Linked DNA regions of Mus musculus: all the other regions are linked to region 1. The links are chromatin loops, found by intact Hi-C in ENCODE. Cell type or tissue: gastrocnemius. All regions are shown on one strand.

What was found. Peaks named below come from ENCODE experiments on the same cell type or tissue, not always from the same donor. Only the 100,000 strongest peaks of a DNase experiment are listed, where the experiment ranks them.
Region 2: a loop joins it to region 1, with 2.8 times the contacts of the local background. A loop is called at or near these places in 6 of 42 quality-filtered maps.
Region 3: it touches region 1 in a loop (2.5-fold over the local background); 9 of 42 quality-filtered maps call a loop at or near these places.

The regions. Positions count from the first base shown.
Region 1 is chr16:56,677,757-56,685,756 of GRCm38, forward strand. It overlaps Abi3bp (ABI gene family, member 3 (NESH) binding protein), which reads left to right. Exons shown (of 40, transcript NM_001014423.2): 35 at 1-77; 36 at 7,945-8,000. Among named protein-coding and RNA genes, the nearest start is that of Tfg, 36 kb to the right of the region's middle. In gastrocnemius, no CTCF peak of the experiment used is centred here; a DNase peak (open chromatin) is centred at 3,439.
Region 2 is chr16:56,495,852-56,503,851 of GRCm38, forward strand. The region is part of intron 1 of Abi3bp (ABI gene family, member 3 (NESH) binding protein); the gene reads left to right. Among named protein-coding and RNA genes, the nearest start is that of Abi3bp, 22 kb to the left of the region's middle. In gastrocnemius, a CTCF peak has its summit at 4,785; a DNase peak (open chromatin) is centred at 5,860; H3K27ac peaks cover 679 bases.
Region 3 is chr16:56,184,495-56,192,494 of GRCm38, forward strand. Senp7 (SUMO1/sentrin specific peptidase 7) reads left to right here. Exons shown (of 24, transcript NM_025483.4): 22 at 267-335; 23 at 1,565-1,715; 24 at 3,741-5,537. The coding sequence ends at 3,878. Among named protein-coding and RNA genes, the nearest start is that of Impg2, 16 kb to the right of the region's middle. In gastrocnemius, no CTCF peak of the experiment used is centred here; DNase peaks (open chromatin) are centred at 3,904 and 4,206.

The DNA.
Region 1 (8,000 bases):
TTCAGTGGGAAGAACAAGTCCATTCAAATTACCAATCAAACGTTCTCTACAGTAGAAAACCTGAAACCAGATACAAGGTAAGGCCCAGTGCTATTGCAGATGAATTCTGAGATTGCAGAAACTGCGCCACCGCCAAAGGACAATGCCTTATTTAAAGGATCTTATTTTAATTCGGGATTTCTTTAATATGATTCTGAATAACTCATATCACATTTTCAAAATATTCTCATTAGGGATAAAAGGGCTAATAAGACAGCCTTATAAATTAACAGAATAAATGTCTGCATAAAAATAGGCCATTAATTGCAAATATTGGTTTTAAATATGAAAATTTAGAAAAATCTGTGAGCTAGTAAAAATGGAGTATGCACGGCAGAAATTAACTCGAAGTTTTGACTCGGATGCTGAAAGGGGTTAAACAAAGAATGAAAACTCCTTGACAAAACACAGACAAATATTTTATCTCCTGGGCCCAGGTTGTATTAGTTATTGTTCTATTGTTGTGATGAAATAACATGACCAAAGCAACTTATAAAGGAAAAGCATTTAATTGGAGTCTTGCTTCCCATTTCAGAGGGAATGGCCATCATGGTGGGAAGTATGACAGCAGGCAGGCACAATGCTGGTGCAGGAGCTGAGAGTTTATATCTTAACAGCAAGCTATCAAGTCCCACCCTGAGTGACACACCTCCCCCCATAAGGCCATGCTTCTCCCACAAGGCCACACCTCCTAATCCTTTCCAAATATTCCACATAGGTACAGCATCCCTTTGCTTTGGAGACTTGACACTGAGAAGGAGAATAGAATTTTGGCAATCATCTGCATATTTTATGGTTTATTATACATTAACATGAGACTATTCATTTTTTTCAGTATAGTTATATTATTTCTTTTTATTCCAAAATATCAATCCATTTTATTACTGAAAAAAAAGGCCCTTGGACATTTCTGATTAGTTGTAGAAAGGGTCCTAGGTTGCCTTTGCCCCCCAAGCTTCCATTCTTCAACCTCTCTATTCTCGTCTCCCTGTGGAGAGGATGGGTAGGGATGTGAGAATGAGCCTGTTTGGATTCTGGCCAAAGGGACACTCTAACAATCATTTAGAAGAAAATAAACAGCTAGCTAATTGAAGTTAACTATGTATAATCTTTAGGCCTTTACTGTAGAAAATAATATATTTCTTTCACAAATATGATTTTTTAAAGTGCTCTGTTTTGAGATGTAATATGGAACATTTTCCCACTGTTCATAATCATGAAAGGTTTAAGTTAGCCAACATACGCATATTTTTCAGTTAAAGCCCAGTTGATCTTGATTCTGTTTCCTTAGCAAGATTGAGAGAAAAGAAACCCATTTTTTTTTTTTAGCCATAATAGATTTTAAGGGAAGATTAGAAAAACATTTCATTGGACCTTTTTAGTAGGTAGGTCTATGCTTGCAAAACGTTCTCTAGTTGCCTGCTTTCTTTCCATTTTATAATGTGAGTGGCATTGAACACTATATTCATGGAAAGGCATCTGCTTTGCAAATGTACACTGTGTTCCTTTTCCGAGTCAAGCTGCCCTCACGGCTTCTCACAGTGCACCTATTGCTCATGATCTAAATGGAGAGCAGTTTTTTTTCAGGGACATTTGAAGCCCAGTTTTGTTTGCTGGAGCTACAATTGGGAACCCGTGTGGTGTCTGCCTGTGAGCTCAAGACTAGCAGGAAGGCTAATCAGTAAGCGTTCTACACAGCCCGGCCAGAGGTCTGGAAGTGGCCTGTGAAAGTGCTGGTGTGGCCGAGGCACAACACTCCACAAAGCCTGGAAAAGGGAAGAGGTGCAAGTTGGGCTGGAGCTTGAAGGACAACTAGAAAAGCGTCAGATGGTGATGGTTGTAAGGAAGTGTCGCCAAGAGTATAGCGCAGTACTTGTCAACGAACAGAAGCAAACTCAACTGTAATTTAGAATTTCCCCCAGGGTTTCTTGTAAGAATAACAAAAAGTGACTTTGGGGTGATTTACTGAGTTACACTATAAGGACGCATGTGCATACTGCATTTTAGTGATTTTTCTAATATTTCCCCTGATTTTTAGAATGTGAAATCTGGAAACTGGGACTATCTAGTAGCTAATGTGTATCCATCCCTTGGGTGGAATAGTGTAGAAGAGTGAACCAGAGAGAAAGTATAAAGGGGAAGCTTAAGTATTTAGATTCCAGAAGCTAAGTACTGTTGGACCACACACATATTCTTTCACATCCGAGTCTGTTCTTGTTCTCAATTACTTACCCATGTTCCAGTCTACTATGCAGGAGCTCAATGTTCTATTTGCAGTAGTGGGACAACCAGCAGCTGTCTTGCTGATGAGATGCCATACCTGGTGTCAGATGTTCCTATCTCTGGGCTGGTACCTCATAGCCACAGCCTGCTGCTGCAAGGTGTTATGGCCTCAAATGTGCACAGGGATGGGGAGTCATCACTTGAAGTGAATGAGGCAAAAGTCTAGAGATAAGACACATGCTGTCTCTTCCTTTGGAGAGAACCCGTCCCACTGACTACCTCTAAAAACAAAAACAAACAAAGAGAATTGTGGGAATGTTGATATTAGTTGTCTCAGCATCTTAGTTACTTCTCCATTGCTGTGTCAGACCAAGGCAATCTATAGAACGAGTTTATTGGGGGCTCACAGTTTCAGAGGGCTAGCATCCGTGACCATAACAGCAAGGGGCATGACAGCAAGCAAGCAGGCATGGTACTGTAGCATTGGATGAGAGCTGACATCTTTATCCACAAGTAGAAGATAGAACTAACTGGGAATACCAGGAGTCTTTCGAAACCTCAGAGCCCAAAGCCAGTGACCTATCTCCTCAAACAAGTTCACAGTCCCTAATCCTTCCCAAACAGTTCTGTCAACTAGGGACTGTGAATTTAAATATATGAACATATGGGGTGGGGGCATTCTCATTTAACCACCACAATCAGTATTGTAGCCCACTCCCTAACACTTCTTACTTTCCCCTATCAAATCTCCTTTCCTGAAGTTGGCCAGAGTAACAGTCCTTTCTCTTCTAGGCAGCATTATAGCTCTTGGTGAATTCAAAGTACGTGTAGATAGAGCCTCTACTGAAAGCAAGCCATTGTGTCTGTCAGACCAACAATTATACTTAATTCTAGAAATAGGAAAGCTGATAATATCTTGAATGATCAATCTGGCACCAGTACTGATAGGGCCCGGCAATGTGGCTTAGACCCCCTTGGGGTCTGGCACATAATTCTGAGATAGCCAACACTATGCAGAACCAGTGAGAATAAACTCAGATCCAGATCCGTCCATAGTGAATGGTCTCAGTCAGCAGCTTGTCTTTGACTCTCAGTCTGCCTTCAGATGAACTGGTAACTCCTTATTTGGTAATATGTTGATGGGATTAGCTCTTCCTGATGAACTGGTTGGTAATGAAGATGGACACGCATGACCACTCTGGCTGAAAAGGCTCCATCTGTTGCAAAAATCGTACTTCTCCCCTTACTCAACTGAAAAACCAAGTCCACTGTGTGAGCCAGACTTACGTGGTCCAACAATTTCCTATGGAAAATGCACTCTGGTAATTAAGATAAATCAAAGTCACTTCATCGATTCAAGTACTTTATTGGCATCTGTGGGCTGGGGCGCATTCAGGAACAGTTTTTCTCTGAGACTAAAACCTGCTGAAGTAGTAGTGTGACTGGGACTCTTGTTTATGTTGAACTGATAAAACATTGGCACTGATGGTTAGCCACAATGCAGACATTAACTTCTTATAAACTGTAAATTTGGCTCGCTCAAAGAAACAGATGTGTGGAATAGTCATGCCCAGAACAGAAGGTTTATGTGAAATTCGGGTCTCTGCAAATTCTGCATTTACTTTGCAACACCATCTATGGCTTGGGTAGAGAGTAAAATGAGGTGCCAATGCATCAGGCATTTTATTTAGTTTAATTGTAGGTGTGGGCAGATAATCCCTTCCTTGTTAGAGGCATTGAGGCATAATGGGTAGCAAGGTTACAATCCTCCATGACTTCTGAGTCTGTTTTCACTGTCACTTTTTTCCTCCTCCTCCACCTCCATCCTTTCACTTTCTCTTCCTTTCCCTTCCTTTTGAGATGGGTTGGTAGTTTGCCCAGGCTGGCCTCAAATTTGGGATACTACTTCATCTTTAATGTGGCTGGGGTTACAGGTATGCACCACTGTGCAGGTTTTAGCGCTAAAAATTGGGGCTTTTGTGTTTCTGTATTTGCATGCATGCATACATGCATGCACTTGAGCTTGCATGCATCTGCTCAGCACCATGGTTCTGTTCCTAAACACTGAGGCGTGGATGTGTTGTGTAGATTTTAGGTGACAACAGTCATGTAAGACACCCTATGTCTCCTCCACTGTCCCCTAGCTTTTTACCTGTATTCATAATGTTCCACAATGAATGACACCACATGTTGCTAAGTTTCCTGAAATGCTGCGGCCTGTGATGTGAGGTCACAAACTGTCTCTTTATTGCCCTTTGAGTAACCTTATTCTCTCATTCCACTTTTCCCGATTCTCATCCTCTGACAGAAAACTCACCTAAACAGATCTCCAGCACTTGAAGACCGCAGCAGGAGTAATATGAGCTAATAGACATACAGTCCAAACCAACAGCGAGCCACTGACTGTTTCTGTATAAAGAGTCATTTTGTAAGCAGCAGTTTTCTTTAGGTTTGAGAATTTTGGTAACCTTGTTTTTTTGTTTTTTTTTTTAAACAGTATTAGTCATGTATCTAAAATATAGAGTGGAAGCTGTAACTTGGCTCTAAAGTTTACACCAAAACAAGGTTATAGTGAAATCCTGGGGGCAGGGTGGCAGGGGACAGGAGTGAAGGAGGTGTCTACTCCACCAGAGCCGCAGGCTTTACTCCACACCTTACTGCAGAGGGTAGCTCCTAGAGGTGAACATTTTGCCTTTGACAGATTAGCTCAGCAACTGCAGACCATACTCTCTGGAACCATTTTGTTTTTATTACAGAAATTGATAAAATTTTTAATTTATATGCCAAGTTTTACAGTTGTCCTCAAAACTATTGGCTTTAAATCTTGCCCTCCACTATCCCTTTCCTTTAGGATAGTCTTCTGAGCCCTTGGATACAACAAATTCTTGCCACCAGCCCTTACTCTGTGGCTTCCTTAAGAACAAAATATTTGAGAAATGGTACAAGCCACGTATCTTTCTCTAAGTTCGTTTTCCGTTGATCCTGTTGTTTAGCTGAATGGATTTGAAGTGGAATGATGATAAAATAAAGATCTTCTAATGGTCTCTTGATGCTTTCCCTTAACTTCCGGTCCCGCCGGGCAGTTAAAATACATTCTGATTCTGGTTCCTCCAACAGGGACCATTATTTCATTCTCACGGTTTTGGGACTTTCTGTCATTATACTTTGGGACTCTGAAAATCTGAAATTTGTATTAATCCTTTTTCTTTTCTCATCTTGTTGGACACAGAGTAGGTCTCTTTAATCTGAAAACTTCCATCTTTAAGTTCTGGGAAATTTCTCACAGTTTCTAGGTCTGATGCCCCTAGTTTATAGTTTCCTGTCAGCTGGGTGCTCTACAAAAATCCAATTTTCTTATTTTGTAACTTTGACTTTTAGTTCTAGTATCTGTTAACTTTATCTTCTAAATGTTTATGTATTTTCCCTAAATAATTTTGTTAGGTAACACCTATATATATATTTGTTATATATAATTATATACAATCACCTTTTGAGACTTTCCTCTTAGAGGCCTATGGTGTTATTCATGTGACAAAATATGCTTTCAGGGAAAGATTTTGCCAGCACAAATTTTTGTTTATACTGGGCTTAATCAGCCAAGAAATGCCCTCATGTTGCTAAACAGTTTAAAATCATTTTTCCAAACTTGCATCAAATTGGAAAAACTCTTCAGAAAAAGTTAGTTATAGAGACTTGTGGCCATTCTAGAAGTGGCGCTCAGGTGTAAGTAGCTAAAATGAAGTGAAGTGACACAGAAGAGTCAAGTGGTCAGCCTTGGCCAAGGCATAGGTTGGCTGGCAGTGGTCTAGAATGGGTGTGACATACATTCCTACTTGAATCAAACAGCGTATGCCAGTGAGTTCTTGCTCCTCTACCTCCCATAACCAGCTCACCAGCTTTGTGAGGTTTTATGTTACTATTGGGACTGTTTGGGGCCACAAGCCTTTGGAATGCCCCATGTATGTGAGTTAAGTAAATGGTAAATGGCCAATGCAGGTGGCATGTGTGCACGCGGTGGAGCATGATGGAGAGCAGAGGGCAGCCTTGAGTCTTGGGCCTTGCTTTAACCTTTGTTGTGTCCCGCTACATAGTAGCCATGCAAGCTGGCCCGTGGATTTCTGGAGATTGCGGTTCTCACTCCCCACTAAGCTATGGGAGCACTGGATTTGGGCTTGCAACTACCCTGCTGGATACAGGTTCCAGGGATCTGGACTCTGGTTCTCACACTTGCATGGCACTTACTTTACCTGGAGTCCTCTTCCCAGACCAGATCTTTCCTATGGCAATTGGCACAGAACCTTACATCAGTTCTTTAGCTTTCAAAATGCTTTCAAAGATTAAGAGGTAAAATTTTAAGAATTAAAAGGTACATTTTAATTTCTATTTCATAAATGTTTCAAGTCTGAAAAAATGAAGGACGTATTGTAATAGTCATGAGCTTCACTGTTCTGAGATGAACCTTTGGGGAGATGAAACTTCATGGGGTTTGTGCGCTATACTTTATATATGCATAATGGTTATGATATAGAGTAGGGACTTTAAAAAAGTGGATCCTATCCTTTGAACACTGGAGTCTGTCGTACTAGACTCCAACAGTGATCTATAAGTAGTTAAGGAACTCCAAGGATTTCCCCCACCAACCCCACTTTTTTTCTTTTTAGCACCCTCTGTAACAAACTGAGAACAGTCATCCTCCTGCTTCTCACTTGCTTATAAAATACCTACCTTGTGTGGCGTGTATTCTTCTTTGTTGCAAACTTCTCAAAGTTAAGAATTATTTTCCAAAAACCTCGCATAGATCACAAACACCATCAGCTGACACATACATGCTCCTTACACTTTGCTGCTAAGTCCTCTGCTGAAGAATTCCGGTTCAAATGATAGACTTTGCTGCTGTGGGTTTCTCAGTAGGATTTGCAGCTTATAGAACTTGTGCATAAGATCTGTCAATTACTGCACAATTAATTGACTGCCTCTTTAAAAAAAAATACGATGAGCCTGGCTTAGTGAGTTGGGGAGAACCAAGTCTCAGCTTTGTGCTCATGCTTAGGCTATCAGTGGGCCCATTTTCTAGACCCGTGGCTTCCTGTGATCTGTATCAGACCTGACCAGACCCGAGTTCCAGGAGACACATCCAACCTTGTAAAGAAACTCTCATGTGTATCCATTCTTGCAACGAGTTATTAACTCTCAAAAACAGTGGTCACTGAACTCATCCTGGTAACCGACTCATTGCAACCTCGTCTTGATTTTCAGTAGCAGAGGTGGGACAATACTGTGCACTCAGAAACCGCCTGTTGGCACCGTCTGCTGTGATTCAGACACCACGATGAAGGGCAGGAGGGCAGCTTTGCTGGATCATGGTGGGGATGAGGGGGAGCAGCAAAGCCCTCAACATGACAGCTGAAGCAAAAGGAGGGTCCTCGGTGGTGCTAGAATCAGTGCGGGTCAGCACGAATCTTTCCTATGTATCCATTGCAAACTTGCCTGCTTAACTTCTACCCATTTGTTATCTTAAGACAGCCAACTTTTCGATTTTCTCATCTGAAACATTAGGCAAGATTTAGAAAGTAAAACCTTAGATGGTCATTTCAAAGAGACAGGACTTAGTATAGTAAGAGAGTGTTGTTCCTTATACCCCTCAATAATATACTACTATTATTTTTATTTCTCCTTATACAGCTATGAATTCCAGGTGAAACCCAAAAATCCACTTGGTGAGGGCCCCGCCAGCAACA
Region 2 (8,000 bases), 180 kb before region 1:
ATCCTACCCCCCATCCCCATGCTTCTATGAGGGTGTTCCTCCACCCACCCACCCACTCCTGCCTCCCCACCCTCAATTCCCCTACACTGGGGCATCTATCGAGCCTTCAAAGAACCAAGGACCTCTCCTCCCATTGATGCCTGGCAAGGCCATCCTCTGCTACATATACATCTGGAGCCATGTGTACTCCTTGGTGGGTGGCTTAGTCCCTGGGGGTGGGGGGTGGGTTCTGGTTGGTTGATATTGTTGTTCTTCCTATGGGGTTACAAACCCCTTCAGCTCCTTCAGTCCTTTCTCTAACTCCTCCATTGGGGACCCTGTGCTCAGTCTAATGGTTGGCTTCAAGCATCCAACTCTGTATTTGTAAGGCTCTGGCAGGGCCTCTCAGGAGACAGCTATATCTTATCTTTTTGATGGTTGTTAGATTCTCCTGTCCTCAACCCTTCCTCCATAATGTCTTTTAAGCCGTGGCATTTAAGCTCTGATTTTTGTTATCTAAAGTTGAATTTCAATATAACAAAATAGGAACGGCCTCCAAAAGATGAAAGGTTTTCATTTACAGTTAAATGTAAATACTTTCAATTTCTCAATATCTTTATCTTTTCCTGTCTTTTTCTAAGACAAGGTAAGCATAACAATGCCTTAAAAGAAATTCTGCATAGTGCTATTAATGCTTGGAGTATAAAAGTATTACATAATCTTCAGATTAGTAGAGTAAAAATTAATAACATCTTACAGAACAAGTGAATGTCTTTGTCTTACGTGGGGTCTCCTAGCAAACCAGGGTCTCAAACAGCACGTTGGTCAGATTTGGCTGTCTGAACTAGGGCTACCATCCCATGTTGCACCCTGCAGCTAAACACACCTCATTTTAGCATTACTCTCAGCGAATCCGTAAGTACTCATGCTATTCATTATTGTGAAAAACAAGCAAAGCATGACTTTTTATCTTCCAAAATTTAAACAAATGGTTAAAGGGGTCTTGTTTCCTAATTGTCTGCTCGATCCAATCTGAACACATTTGTAGCTTGTCACAGTTAATCAAGACGTCAAACACTTGCATGCCCTCAGAGCGTTCCATTGTGCACTGTGGTCAGTAATCTTCCTCCACCACAACCCCTAGGAAATGCTGCTCTAGTTTCTGCTCTACAGAAGTGTGTAGTAAATAGCCCTTTCATCTATTTTTTCCTTCTTAACAGAGTTTTAAATATTATCATGTAGTCATAGGCATTAATACTTTCTTCTAGTTCATTTTGTGCTTACCTCCCCAATGATAAATGGATTATTTGGGCCTTTTTCCTGCTTTAAGCAAAAATGAATAAATGGTCTCTAAGTTTTGCTCATGGGCATGTGTGCCAAAAACTAGTTTCACTTTTTTTTTCAGTAAATATGGTAGAGAGCGTTTTGTCATATATTAAGTAAATGTTCAACCTTAAGGAAAATGTCAACTTTTCCCAAGTGGCTATAACAGTTTCTTAATAGAAAGGTATGAAGATTTTAGATTGTTCTACACATTTTCCAGAAATTTATAGCATCAACATTTTGGATTTATTTATTTATTTATACTAATAATTATTTTAATAGGAAAAAGCCAGCTAAGTTTTTAGTCTGTACCACTATTCCTTATAGAGTTGCTTCCTATTTATTAAGCATCTTTCTTTACATATAAAGACACCCGGTTTAAAGGGTAAAAGTCAAATTAAATTGCTAAAACCCACACTGATTTCTTAGCAGGTGAGATGAAGTCTGGAGACTGGCTCGATTTACCTGGCACAGAGGCAACGTTCAGTAAAGCTTAGCCTTACCTCCTCTGCATGGAGCTTGTACTCACCAGCCTTCAGGAACAAAGTTCTATAAAGGGAATTCAACTGTTATGTATCTTTTCTTGAATTCAGCTGTTATGTATCTTTTCTTTTTTTGACTTTGTTGTTTCAATTTAGGCCTGATTTAAGCCCTTCGAAGACAATACTTTATTAGTAACAAGAATCTTAGTTAAATCCCTGTACCTATACCATGCAGAAAAGCAAGGCCACACTGCACTTGGAAAAGGAGGAGAGGTGATTGCTGGACTCGGGAAGGAATGCATCTGCGGTGACGCTTCTCCTGCTTCTAGCTGGCTGCGTGACCCCAGGGCAATTAAATATGTGTTTCTTGGTCTTGTGGATCATGGAATCTAATTCTGTTGATCCTTATTTCAGAGAGTAGTAAACATCTACAAATTTTCAGTTAATCCACGTTGTTGAATATTCAACCATTCTTTCTGGGTGAAGCAGTTGACTTCCTCTTAACCTCTGGCGGTATTTTCATCAGCAGACCAGTGTATCATCTTTTCTTATGCGTATTTCTCTTCAAAGACACCTTACTTAGTATACATTGTTGGTTCATTAATGTTAAATATTGGCTGATATATTGTTGTTCATGTCCAAACATTCCTCTAATTTCACGTTTTCTTTGCCTCCATAAGGCACATCTTAACCTTATCAGTAGAGATAGCATATAGCCCAACAGTAGTACATTCATAGATCCTTTGAAATCACCACAAAGGCATACTAATAGAGACCCTAATCACATGATAAAGATCTTGGTTGCAGTCTAAGGGTTGAAAGGGACAGGGTCTCGTTTTGTTCAACATTAGCTAGGAAGGTGGGCATTGAAAGCATCCAATCTTTCACTGAGTCACCCCTCCCTGTCCACAAACAACTGTGAGCATACATTCAATACTGGTTTAAGGGTTACATGTGCATTTTAGCAGGTAGAAACCTTTGCAAACACACAATCTGTTGGTAGTGAGGATCCTCTCTATCTGCCACATCTGTTCTGCTGGGCAGATCATGCCTGTTGGCAATGCCCCATTTACAAGATGATTCTGGTTTTATATGGCATGAACATCTTTTTCTATTTAAGGGCTGAGGCATCTGACCACTCACGAAGAAAGAAAGAAATATCAGCACTTAGAGATTGGACCTCTACTCCCCTAAGCAGACAAGGGGAAAGGAAAGGCCCAGTAGAAGTGCTCACTTGCTTTTAAAATGTGTGTTAACACAGTGATAATAACATCAAGATAAAGAGCCTAGGTTTGGGAAAAGAATAACTCCTGTTATCTGATTCTTTTATGAGATTAAGGACTTGTTTGAACATGATTGCTTTGTGCTCATATGTAGATTACTACAGAGCCACTTTTAACTGAGTGGTCATTTCTCTTTTTGGCCTAGGGAGTACTTTTTATATCTGAAAGGTACTTAATAAATATTTGCAGTCACTGGTGTATTTGTAGACTTCATTTCAGCCCAGATAAGAGGTTTTTATATATATATATATATATATATATATAAATATTTGTCTCTGCTTCTCAGTTTATAAAGAACTTTCACATACTTATCTCACTTCAATTTTCATAGTGTAACTTTTATTTTTTAACTATAGTGTGGATGTTTTAATGACAATGACCTTAGACTTGGGGAATCTAGGTACATCAGCTCATTGAGCTATGAGGTGAAGTTACCAGGTGATGAAATGCTTTTGTGGGCCTTGAGCTGTGGATGGAGGATGGCATTCCATTCTTAGTTGCCCTCCTTTTTTTTTACCCCTTTGGGAGGCTCACCCTTCTCAGCCCACATTTCTGTGATTTTTCTGCTGAGAAAGAGCATGCTGATTTGACTGGCAAGAACTCTCCCATCTCCTTTCTGTTTAAATTTCCATTCTCAGTTCTATTTCTGATAACCTTGTTTCTAATGCATTTTTTAAAATACTGCGTGGTTTTGTTAGAACAAAGAGAAACGAATACCTTGATAAACAAACAAGACACACTCAATAATCCATGAACACTTATTAAACACCAAAGACCAAACTATGCTTGGCAGTTTCTGTCATTTCTACTGTGTGAAATACATCTGTTCGGAGGTATTAGAGAGAGAAGATCCAGAGTGGGTGATAGGCATGTAAGTGGAAGCGTGTTTTGCTCCTCAGGAGCATCCATACTTCAGGGTCCATCCTTTGTAGAGCTGAGATGCCTAGCACCTGAAGACTTCTATTGCCCCATTTGGCATTACCTTGTGGCAGCAGTACTGTCAGCTCCAGACGGTCCCTTCCCACACTCAATCCAAATGCCCCAAGTCAGTACTTTGTTACCACTGCCTGCTCTCCTTCTATCCTAGTAACGTAAAGGAACTGTGCAAATATTGAGATCTAGTGTGATACCCCAATATATTCTCAACCATAGTAACGGGCTAATACTTGTTAATAGCTTAAGCCTCGTTCTCCTAGAACATATGTGTTCCCTCTAAAGACTCTTTGTGTAGATAAAAAATTAATCCCAGTGAGCCAGATTTGTTTTCTCTAAGGAGGTGACTTCAAACAACACACATACCCAAGAAGGTAGGTTTTTTAAAATCCAAGAGCCATCTTAACACCTCTTAAGTCACATCAAGTTAAGTGACCACTCTATTTACACATCATCTGGGTGCTGGAAAAGGTGGCCAGCAATATGTTCACTGTAGAATGTCCCGAAAGATACAAATGTTTGTTTAAAATGTGGGAGGGAGATGGTTGTGTGTTGAATCTAGAAAATGATATCACCAGTTCCCCATGTTGCCTAAAACCATTATGATTTTACCAAGAAAACAGATTTAAGGACCCTTTGCTGGACTGACACAGCACACATCTTGAAATAACACATCTTAAACTAGGATTTAAATAGAAAACTCTTGGCATGGAATATTTGACAAGAAACCTTGTGCATGTCACCTCCCAGAGATACTGGGATGAAGTAACAGGTATTTACCGACAGGTGGGGCTCACAGCCTTCCTGTTCTCGCCTTTCTCCTTGGGGTTTCCACACTCTAGGAGTGGGAGAACAAACACTGGCTATCCAGGGGAAATTTGCAGTACAGAAGAAGAACCCCTGTCTCCCCTGCTTGTGTTGAGGTAACAAGTCAAAGATCATGGCTCCTAGATAGGAGAAGAGTCTTTGGACTTCCTAGAAAAGTCGGTGAGAAGATGCAAGTGTAAGAGAAGTCATCTGGCTTGAAGTTCATGGGTTCTAAATAACTGAAAAGGTTTTCATCTTAAGTCCCATTGTGGGTCCGTACATAAATATCATGTGCTGTGACTGGATACCTGCCTGTCTATTTTATGAACTTCATCCTTTTTTTTTTTTTTTTTTTTTTTTTTTTTAGTGTGTGTGTTTTGGAAGGGACAATTGCTTGCCCCCAGGTATCCAGTTTGGGCTGCAATTTTCATGAGAGCAAAGCCCAAGACATTTTAATTTTTTACTGATTTTTTTTTTAACCAGTAAGCGCTATGACAGAGTTAGAGGATTAATCCCTGCCTCAAACAGAAAGTCAGTGATGCATCCCCTAAGTACTTGTGCCTTAGGTAGTTCAGGCCCCATGGGAGAGTGCGTGTGGGTAACGTCCTTTCCCTCTCTCTGGGGTGTACATATGTAGCTGTTCATGCATTCAGTTCACTGTCTAATCATGTAGAATGGAATCTGAGTTGCAGCCAGATTTTAGAGGCGTGGCCAGGACTAGTTTGACCTGTACATCTGAAAATAACCCCACAGGAGAATTTGTTTGGAAGAAACGCTATAAATCTTTATGTAATATAAAGTGTGCAAACAAGGGTCGCTTAATAATGATTTCCTTTGAGAAAGATTGCAGGACAGATTTGTTATCATTATCATTATCATTATTATTATTATTATTATTATTATGGTTAATGTTACATGAGTGGATATTGGAGAGGGAAGAAGTACACACAGGCATCTTCAATTAAATCTTTAAACAACACCCCTCCCCCAGCCTTCCTTCGCTGAGCTTCCCGGGGATTTCCTCTCCTCTGAATCTTGGCAGATGATGTACAAGAATGAGCTAACACCCTTAGATGTGGACTCTTCCCACTCCACCCTGACTGGATTCCAGCCAAGTCCACTCCTTTTCAGAAAAAAAAAAAAAAAAAAAAACCCACAGTTTTATTTTCTGTTGGTGACAGAGGTCTGCTTTTCCATCTGTTCTGGGCTCTCTGCTTTGAGATTTGGAGGTCCTGGGGGTTTTCTGTCTTGGTCTTTCAAATGTACACATTTGGAGCAAGATGTTGTTCTGAGTACAGATCTTAATATCTGTGATTAATGGGGATATTTTCAAGTTTCCAATAGAATCCAGAGTCAAGGGCTTGCTGCAGGACATGTGTATTGTATGAGCCCATTCCGTTCAGCACTTGGTATTGGCTTTCTCTGCATGGAGTAGTGGGTGGCTGGTATGGGGTTAGATGCATGGGCAGGATCCTGGTGCTTCAATTTTGGGCAATGTCACTACTCAGTTCTAGAGCCCTACATAAGTCACCTAACCTTATTTGGCTTCAGTTTCCTCTGATTTCAAATGAAGATCTTATACTGTACTCTTTCAGCCGTATCTCTAACATTCAGCGTGCTGTATCAGATCACTCTGGGCATTGACTCATTGCAGGCTGCATGTGTGGACATCTTGGCTTTGATTCAGGTCTGTGACATTTTCCCTTGGTGATTTGCATCACTTATGTCATGTCTGCACCTTCCTGACCTTTGTCTCATGCACTGGAACCAAGTCAATGAGGCACTACTGACAGGACTGGTACGAGACCTTTGAAGAAAGTCATCAGATCCCACAGGACCCATGTTTTCAGGGGACACTTGTTTTCCAGGGTAATCTGAAGGTGTTTTGGTACAAGATCTGTGAAGTGGATATATAGGATTTGTTGTTCTTATTATGATTCTAGGGCCCTAAGCTATAGATTATACTAATAGAAGGCTGGAAGCAACTTCCATTTAAATGGGTCACATTTGGGCATATTATCTTCCAGAACTTTTTAATCTTGCTTGTTATGGCAGGTCTATTCCTGAAGTCAGATCCTTCCGAATCTCATTAATTTTAGTGAACTTCGTTGTTTGTTTCTGGCAGAGTTTCACTATGTAGTATAGAGGCTAGACTTGAATTCTATGTTTAACCTACTGGGGTTAGTCTTGAACTTAGAAACCTTCTACCTCCATCTTCTAAATTCTGAGATTCCCAGCACCTTGTCTTTATTTTAGACAATCTTAAAAAAGCTATGTGGCTATTGACTTAGATAGGTTTTTGTATGATACATATTTTTATGAAAACTGGTGTGAATTTAGTAAAACTAAAAGCCAATTTGTAGATGAAAATTTTGTTACCTACATAATGTTATTGAGAGATTTCTATTCCTAGATTGGTTGGGTAAAATTTGAATGGCAAGTAAATTATAAACATAATTATGGAACTCAGAAAAGGCTCAAAGAGGGTAAAATAAATCACTATAAAATTGGAATTATGCCATATTCATATGTAGATTTTTGTTCACAGTGCTGGTTTTAAAAAGGCTAAGAAGCACCATTAATATTTTGTTTAACCAAACATATCTGTGAAGCACCATTAATATTTTGTTTAACAGTACCTTACTACAGAAATTGGATAGAGTCCTTACAATTGATGGGATTCAAGGGGATTTGACTTTACTTGAAGTTCAGAGCCCAGAGCCAGAGAGATTATTCAGTTTCAGCTGGTCCACTCAAGTGTGAGAAAACTGAAGATTAAAAAACATGAAGCTATGATCACATTATGATCACATTACTAATAAATGGATCTGTCTTGAGGTTACATGACCTATGGTCATGTCCTCTACCTGTGGAGGGGCTTGGGGCATTACCCTTACATGACTGATGGCCACAAATCTATGGAGGGCTGCAACCTCATGTCAGGAGCCCAGTGTCTGGGAACCAGGCAAAACACCTGCTGTTCCTCAGGTCACTAGAGTTTCCAATCTTAGCTCAACCAGGAACCAGGCTACCTTTCATGGTCCTACAATGTTCAATATTGTTATTTCATAAAAACCTTACAGATTCTTATCTATGAAACATGGGAGTTCTTTAGTGTAAAATCCTTTGCTCATCAGGGTGGAAGATGGAGAGATAAAGAATACATTCTCTTAGACCTAGAGACCAAAGCCAC
Region 3 (8,000 bases), 490 kb before region 1:
CATCCATCCATCCATCCATTTTAAGAAATGTGTGTTTGTTGAGGGGTTTCAGATTCCATGGCACATCCACATATATGAAGGTTTTAGGACAGCTTTTGGGAATCGGTTCTTTCCTTCTACCCAATATTGAAGTCAGGCCATGAGACTTAGAGGCAATTACCTGTTAAACTATCTCACCAGTCCTGGATGTTTTCTTTGTTTGTTTGTACTTTGGTATTCGTCTTTATGAATCTCTATATCTTGATTTCTTCCTTTGTGTTTTAAAGGCCATGTATTCTCATACTAGACTCCCTGAAAGCTGCTTCTATACAAAACACAGTTCAGAACTTACGAGAGTAAGTAATGACACCTTTTACATTCAGTCTGTTATGTAAAACCTCAGCATTTTTGAAACTACCTTCTGTATTACTCAAAACTAAATACCTTCAGTATTAATAAGTCCTGCAGATGGGGGGTGGGTAGCAAAATTGTCCTACAGTCCAACACTCAGAGGCAGTGTTGCAGCCTGACAGGACTATGAATTCAAGGTCAGCCTTGAAGGGCATTGGACTATAATAGATTCTGGTTACATATATATGTATACTCATGATACTGTCAATCTCCTTTTTACATATGCATATCATTTTTCAAGACAGGGTTTTTCTTTGTAGCCTGTCCAGACTGTCCTGGAACTTTCTCTGTAGAACAGGCTAGCCTTGAGGTCAGAGATCTGCTTGTTTCTGCCTCCTGAGTATTAGGATTAAAGGTGTATGCCATCACTACCTAGCATAATAATTATATTTTTAACATATAACATGAACCTGGATATCTGATTGCTAACAACATCCTTTATTATGTGTTAATAGTGAAGGATTTAGATTTGTCAAAGGTAAATTCAAAATTTGTATTTATAATTGAATAAAACCATAATTTTATACAACAGTATTGCAGATATTGGTGAGTATCCAAAATAAAACCTGAAAAGAAAGTAGAAACTTGTAAATTTCTATTAGTGTGTGTGTGTGTGTGTGTGTGTGTGTGTGTGTGTGTGTGTGAGAGAGAGAGAGAGAGAGAGAGAGAGGAGAGAGGAGAGAGAGAGAGATGTTTGGGTCTGGACCTAGGTGTGGAGGTTAGATGACAACTTGTGACAGTTGGTTGTCTCTTTCCACTATGTGGGTTCTGGGGGTCTAATCTAGGTCGTGAGGAATCACAGCCAGAACCTTTGCTAGAAAGTGCTTTACCAGTTTGGCACTAGAGAAGAATTCTGTAATTTAATATCCGTGCTAGAAAGAAACACAATTAAAATTAAAAGCCATGTGTTGGCTTACTTCATAATATAAATAACGTTGTTTCCTGAACTGTGAACATGATGTTGTTGAGAACTCTACCTTTTATTTGAAAATCACTTTCTTCACAGTGGCATTTATGAAGGCTCATAAATTATGGTTGTATTGTGAAAAATCTGTCTTTGGAAATTGAATTTAAAGCAGTAGATACTGTAAAGGAGATTTTTCTTCCTTTGTAGAAAGTGTTGCTGACTGATGAAGGTTTCTGCTCAAGCCATTTTCCTCATTGATTATTTCAGGTATTTGGAGGTAGAGTGGGAGGTGAAACGAAAAACGCACCGTGAATTCAGTAAAACCAATATGGTCGACCTGTGCCCCAAAGTCCCTAAGCAGGATAACAGCAGTGACTGTGGAGTCTATTTGTTGCAGTATGTGGAGAGCTTTTTCCAGGTGTGTGCTGACACAGAGTTTTCATTCACAGTTACTGATGTGCAGTTGCAGATCTCTGCCAGACAGACAGGCAGGGAAATGTAAGTAGGCACGGACATGGCGAGATGGAGAGAAGACATGGAGACCACAGTGACCTAGATAGGGGAATCTGGAAAGGTTAAAATGATTTGATTATTCTGTTAAATCCAAGAAAGCCATAGATGAACAAAATGGGTGAAGACATGAAATACAGAAGATATCAAAGGAACATTTTAAAGGTGAAAACATACACAATCTATGAAGAACTTACTTGGAGTTTTTAATGTAGTAATGCATGCATGTATGCCTGTGTGATTAGGCAGCTGAAGCAAGATGATGAGAAAACATAGAAAAGCTCTCACTCAAAAGGATAAAACCATCACTAGGTGGATTGTGGGGATGTCCAGCCATTTGACATAGATACAGTCATATTCATAGGTATCCTGGGATTCATGTGGCCTCAGGGCTGCAGGTTAGACACACCTGGTAGCATATTACATACAGCAGAATATAGAATTAAATAATTTGAAGGAAATAGTAGCAACAAGTTTGATAGGACTAAGGTCTCATTTTTACATAATTGGAGTCCTAGAGGCTTAGTGAAGTGGTGCAGATAAAATACAAAAAGAAAAAAAATTCCTTATGCAAAAGACCCATTTACTTAAGTCTCTCAGAGCACCATAGCTGAGGAAACACAACTAGAAGCACAACTAGAAGCATGGCCGTTATTTTCTAATCCATAGACACTGTATTGGCGTGTAGCAACATTAAAGACAGATCTTTAAATGGCAGGGAGCCAAGGCTTAGTGCTGTCACTAGCACCGTCTCTTATGAAGACAGGCCTTTGACCAGAAGTCTATTTACAGAATTCTTGTCTGCACTTGGGACTTTTAATGTTGGGGTAATGGTGTGGGTGTGGGATGACACTGCATAGTAAAAGATGGTTAGAGAAACCATCGTGTAATTGTTACATTGTGCTTAGACTCCTTTTTCTTCCACACTGGAACTTCATTAATTGTGACAGTTTTGACCCTCTAGTATTGTTTTCTAGTTGATTTTGATTTGAAGTTTATAGTATGCAGTGGGCCTTGTTAGTGACATATTCTGACTTTGTTATTTAATTCCATTTAAGGTCGTCTCAGTCAATAGAATACATTTTAAGTACAGGATCACAATATAAAATTCCTAGGAGAAGGTGGCTAAAAGTTCTAAACCCGTATCTTGTACATTTGTGCACTATAGGCTTGAAGAACTACTGGATTTCCATAATGAAAGCAATACAAATTCTAACAAAAATATCAGTCCATCACTCAGGCACTGGCCCCTAGGGTCACCGTCAGTCAGTAAGTCCACCCTGATGTTCCACGGCAGCCCGTTTGTTCTTCTATCCTGCTTTGAGATGCAAGGCATTGTGCTAGCCTTTTACACAGCACAGTCTAAGGTAGCCTTCTATGGCAACCAGAGCAGTTAAACACAAGTTAAACAGGAGAAATGACATTGTAGTTGTAGCTCAACTTTGCCACTAAATTAACCTTATGGAAACGTAGTTGTTCTGGAAGCTGTGTTCTCCCCTAAAGGACAGCCTTTAGTGGGACTTTTCATGCTTCCAACTCTGGAATTCTTTATTACCCGGCCTTTCTCCATAACAGTGTAGCAATAGTAACATGTGTTCCACCTAGTCTGAATTCTGGGTTTTTCTGAATCATTTTTTACCAATTACCATCACTCAAACATGCATTGTAACAAAGTAGACTATTTAATTTTAATGTTTGAAAGTTAGCAATCGAATGAAATTGTTCTAAAATAGATGGCAGCCATGGCCACCTAGTCGAAACTGAAGGCTTACTGTGTTCTTGGGGTGAGTGGCGGGGTGTGGTTTGCTGTGGTATGCAGTAAACTGTTACTTTTTGAAAGATAGCATTTTTGTTGTTTCCTATAAAAGGGATATTTTAAAAATTTGCAATCATGATGTCACATTGATTGCATTCTTTCCTTATCTCTTACTAGGATCCCATTGTTAACTTTGAACTTCCAATTCACTTGGAGAAATGGTTTCCTCGCCATGTAATAAAGACCAAACGGGAAGATATTCGAGAGCTCATTTTGAAACTTCACTTACAGCAACAGAAGGGCGGCAGCTGCTAGTTAATCTGTGCACACACGCACCCGCTCCCTAAGTTTCCTAGAAAGCCGCTTACCAGCATCTGTGTCAGCTTACAAAGAAGAAAGCAACTCCCAGTACATCACAGATTGTTGAAATGTACATGCGATCTTGTTTGAGTCCTTGGGCTCTCCCAGCCGAAGGTGATGAACAAAGTACTTATAAGATAGAAATTAAAATCTCAAAAATATGATATTTTTATGACTAAATATGCTTGGATTATGCAATAGCATATGTAATGTGGGAATGTTTTCCTAAATAATAAGCCTATGTGATCTGTACTTCCACATGACTGGGTGTTGATGGGAGGTCGGCCCTCCCTGGTGCCAGCCCAGGGCTTGTCAGGTGTGTTGACAAGTCACATCATATTGTAATTCTAATCTTTGCAGCTCAAGCATGCAGTATGAATACTGTGTATTTTTTTTTAAAAATAACTTAGTATCAAGGCTTCAGAAAATGCCATTCACGGCATCTCTTCTGTATAGTGTGGGAAAAAAAAAAGAAATATTAAAAAATTACCCTTTCAAAGTGCAGCTTATTCTCCATTACTAAATGCAACTACTTTGCTCTAATTTCCTTCTCCACTTGTTTCAATGTCATATATATAGGGATCTGAGAAATGAGCTCATCTGTTCATATAAAATGTGAAACAAATTTTAATACCAAATAAGTTTTAAAATACTGTGTAGCTAAGCTTTGTTTATTTGATGCATAGCTATATAAATATTCATTCCTACGTTACCCCAAAATGTGTGTATACAGTTTCTATAAAAGGTAAAATTGATACCCTCATCATTTTAGCAAAGAATACCTTTAAACTTGTATTTATTATTTAGAACCAAATATGTGATTTTTATCGTTTGGTTTACCCACTGCTCATGTGCAAAGCCAGATTTTTCATTGCTTTTATATTTTTAAGTTATTGTTTTTAAAGCTATATGATCCTCTGTGGATCTCACATACTCAGCACTTAACATTTGATTAAATGTTCAGGTAACAATTGTACTGAACTTGTGTGTCGATGATAGCGTCACCTAACAAACAGTTTAGAGCCTTATGCTCTTAGAAATGTTCTGAAGGAGACATAATCATACTGTTTTCTCAAATAATGGGTTTTAGAATATTATTTTAATCATCTCTTGGATTTACAGTTATAACTGTATGTAAAGCACTTGAAGCAAATGTAATTTAAGATAAAACCAAGAAGTCTGAAAGTTTCATTTCCAGTCAAGTGACTTGGTTGTCAGTCAGCCTCCGCGTCCTCGGCTTCTGCAGATCTTGACTCTCTGCGTTGTTTGAGGTACGTGGCTTTTGGAGATCTCACATGAAAATTGTTATTAATTGCATAATTCATTCCCAATTTATGTGTGTTGGGGAGAATTTTTTTAAAGTGGCTGTTAATTGTGTTGTATATCTAATTTTGCAAAGCAGGTATGTGAGACATCTTGTAATTTCTGAACTGTTTTGTTTGTGTGTTTTTCAAAGATACCATGATCATTCATCATGTTTTGGAGACTGTTTAAAATTTGTTTTCCTAAATTCATGTAGAAATGATTTGAGGATATCAACATTTTGTATTAAACATGTTTTCAATTCATTAAATTGTAATTTTTTTCTTAAATATGAAGGACTGCTAGCAATGTATTTTTAATTGTGTCTTACATATACCACGTAATTGGTTGTTCAAATTCATTTTTCTTCACATTTTAACACATATGCAGTTAATTTGCTTATCTTTTCGTTAAAAGGGAAATATTGTTACTTCAAGTTGAGCAGCTTAACTAGATAAGACAAGAGTTCTCCAAATCCATAATCCAAAACGCTGCTAAGTATGAAATGTTCTGAGCACCAGCATTTTACCACAGGTAGAAAATTCCATACCTGACCTCACGTGATGACTGACAGTCAAAACACTGAAAGTATTATGTAAATTACCTCAGACTATGTATGAACTGTATATGGGAAACATAAGTGAATATCATCATTCAGGCCCTTCCCCAAAATATACTCATGGATTTGCAAAATACTCTAAGGTCCAAAACATAAAGCTCTCGTGCTTCCAGGTGCTTCATGGAAGTGATACCCGTCTCCAGTCTTCTCTTAGCTCGCAGTACAACACAAGAAAACGAACTCCATGGTCATCAAAAGAGCATTTGCTGTGTAGGCACAGAGTCCTGGTCTGCTTTCTGCTGCTGCGATAAACATTATGACCAAACCAGTTTGGATGAAAGAGGTTATTTCATCTTATCGGTCCAGGCCACAATCCTTCATGGAAGGGGGTCAGGGTAGGAGCTTGAAGCAGAAACTATGGAAGAAAACTGCTTACTGATTTTATCCCAGTGACAGCATTTTGCTAGGCACACAAAAAAATTAAGTTTTTTCTTTTTTGAAAGCAAATTCTACCCCTGAGACAGGGTTTCTCTGTGTAGCCTTGACTGTCCCAAAACTCAATCTGTAGACTAGACTGGCCTCAAACTCACAGAGATCAGCCTGCCTTTGCCTTCCAAATACTAGAATTATGTGTACCACCACCACCACCCAACTTGCAAATAATTACTTTTTATAATACTTGTATTTATTAAGTAGACCTGTTTAGAAATAGTTCTTTGGGAGCAAATTCAATTTTTGTTGTCAGGATATCAGCAGTTCTGTCCGGTAGCAAACACCAAATACAAATCAGCAGTTGCAGTCCAGTCCTCTCGGCAGACACCACACACAAACCAGCAAGAGCAGGTCAATCCAGAAGAAACTGCAAAGCTTGCCAACTGGCCCGAGGCCTTGGAAGTGGCAAGAATCCGCAGTAACCTCCTGAGAAGTTCTTTGGTGGAGAAGTTCTCTCTATGGAGTCACCACAAGCGGAGCTCAGCAATGCAGTGCAAGGTGAACCAATACATGGCTGTTGTAGCAAAGAATAGCAAGGAAGAGCAAAGCAGACTAATGCTTGAGCTCCCATTGTCTATGAGGTCATTTATATTCCTCCTGAACATCATCTTTTCATGTGGTTGCTATAGCAAAACATCCTTTTACCTGTGTCTGCTTCAGGAAAACATTCTTTCAAGTGTCTGCTTTAGCAAAACATCCTTCCACTTGTGTGCCCCAGCCAACCATAATTTGACATAACTGACTTTCCAGAGAAATGAGAAGTTTCCACTTCACCCATGATCTAATTAGTGCTTCCCATGTAAATATGGATGCAGGGGTGGAGAGAGGGCATTCACTGGAGCATGGACCTCCTGTTTAGCTTATTATTACAGCCTGGTCCCACTTCCCTGGTGGTGGTACTGTACACAACTGCAGAGTTTCTCTGGAAGTGTTTCTTTAAGCTCAGCCTAAAGGGTCCAGGCTTGTTAAAACAGGATAGTGAAAAACAACAGACAGTGAAAAGCTTGCTAGTGGCCAGAGATTATTTGTAGAGAAGACACAATTTAAAAAAAAAAAATTACTTACTTATTTTATGTATGTGAGTACACTGTAGCTGTCTTCAGACACACCAGAAGAGGGCGTCAGATTCCGTTACAGATGGGTGTGAGCCACCATGTGGTTGCTGAGAAATGAACTCAGGACCTCCGGAAGAACAGCCAGTGTTCTTAATCTCTGAGCCATCTCTCTAGCCCCAGAAGACCCAATTTTAAAAAGCAAATTTTTGTTGTTGTTATTTTGCTTTAAAGAGTTTTTTAGTCAGGTAGTGCCTATAAAAGTTTTAAACTTCTTTAAAAATGAAATGAAATGTCTCAACTTGTCATAGAGCCATCCTATCTTGTTCCAGCCTGTTTGCCCTCATCCTTGCGTTCTCCTTCCTTCTTAGCTGTACAGAATCACTAACACTTTTATTCTGCTCTCTTTTTAAAAATAAAATATAAAGTATTTTGTAATTATATCTTAACTGGCAAGTGAAATTTTACATAATTATACATGAATTTTTATTTTGTGCATTGTAAATTTTCAATTGACTAAGATAAAAAGAAGAAAAAAAGCCACATAGTACAAGCATATATAGGAACCTATGTATTTCTTATTTTTATAATTAATTTCACAGTGAATGAATCCTTGTTTTTCTTATCTTTTTGTTGTTAAAATATTTTACATTAATTTCTGAACTTAATGAC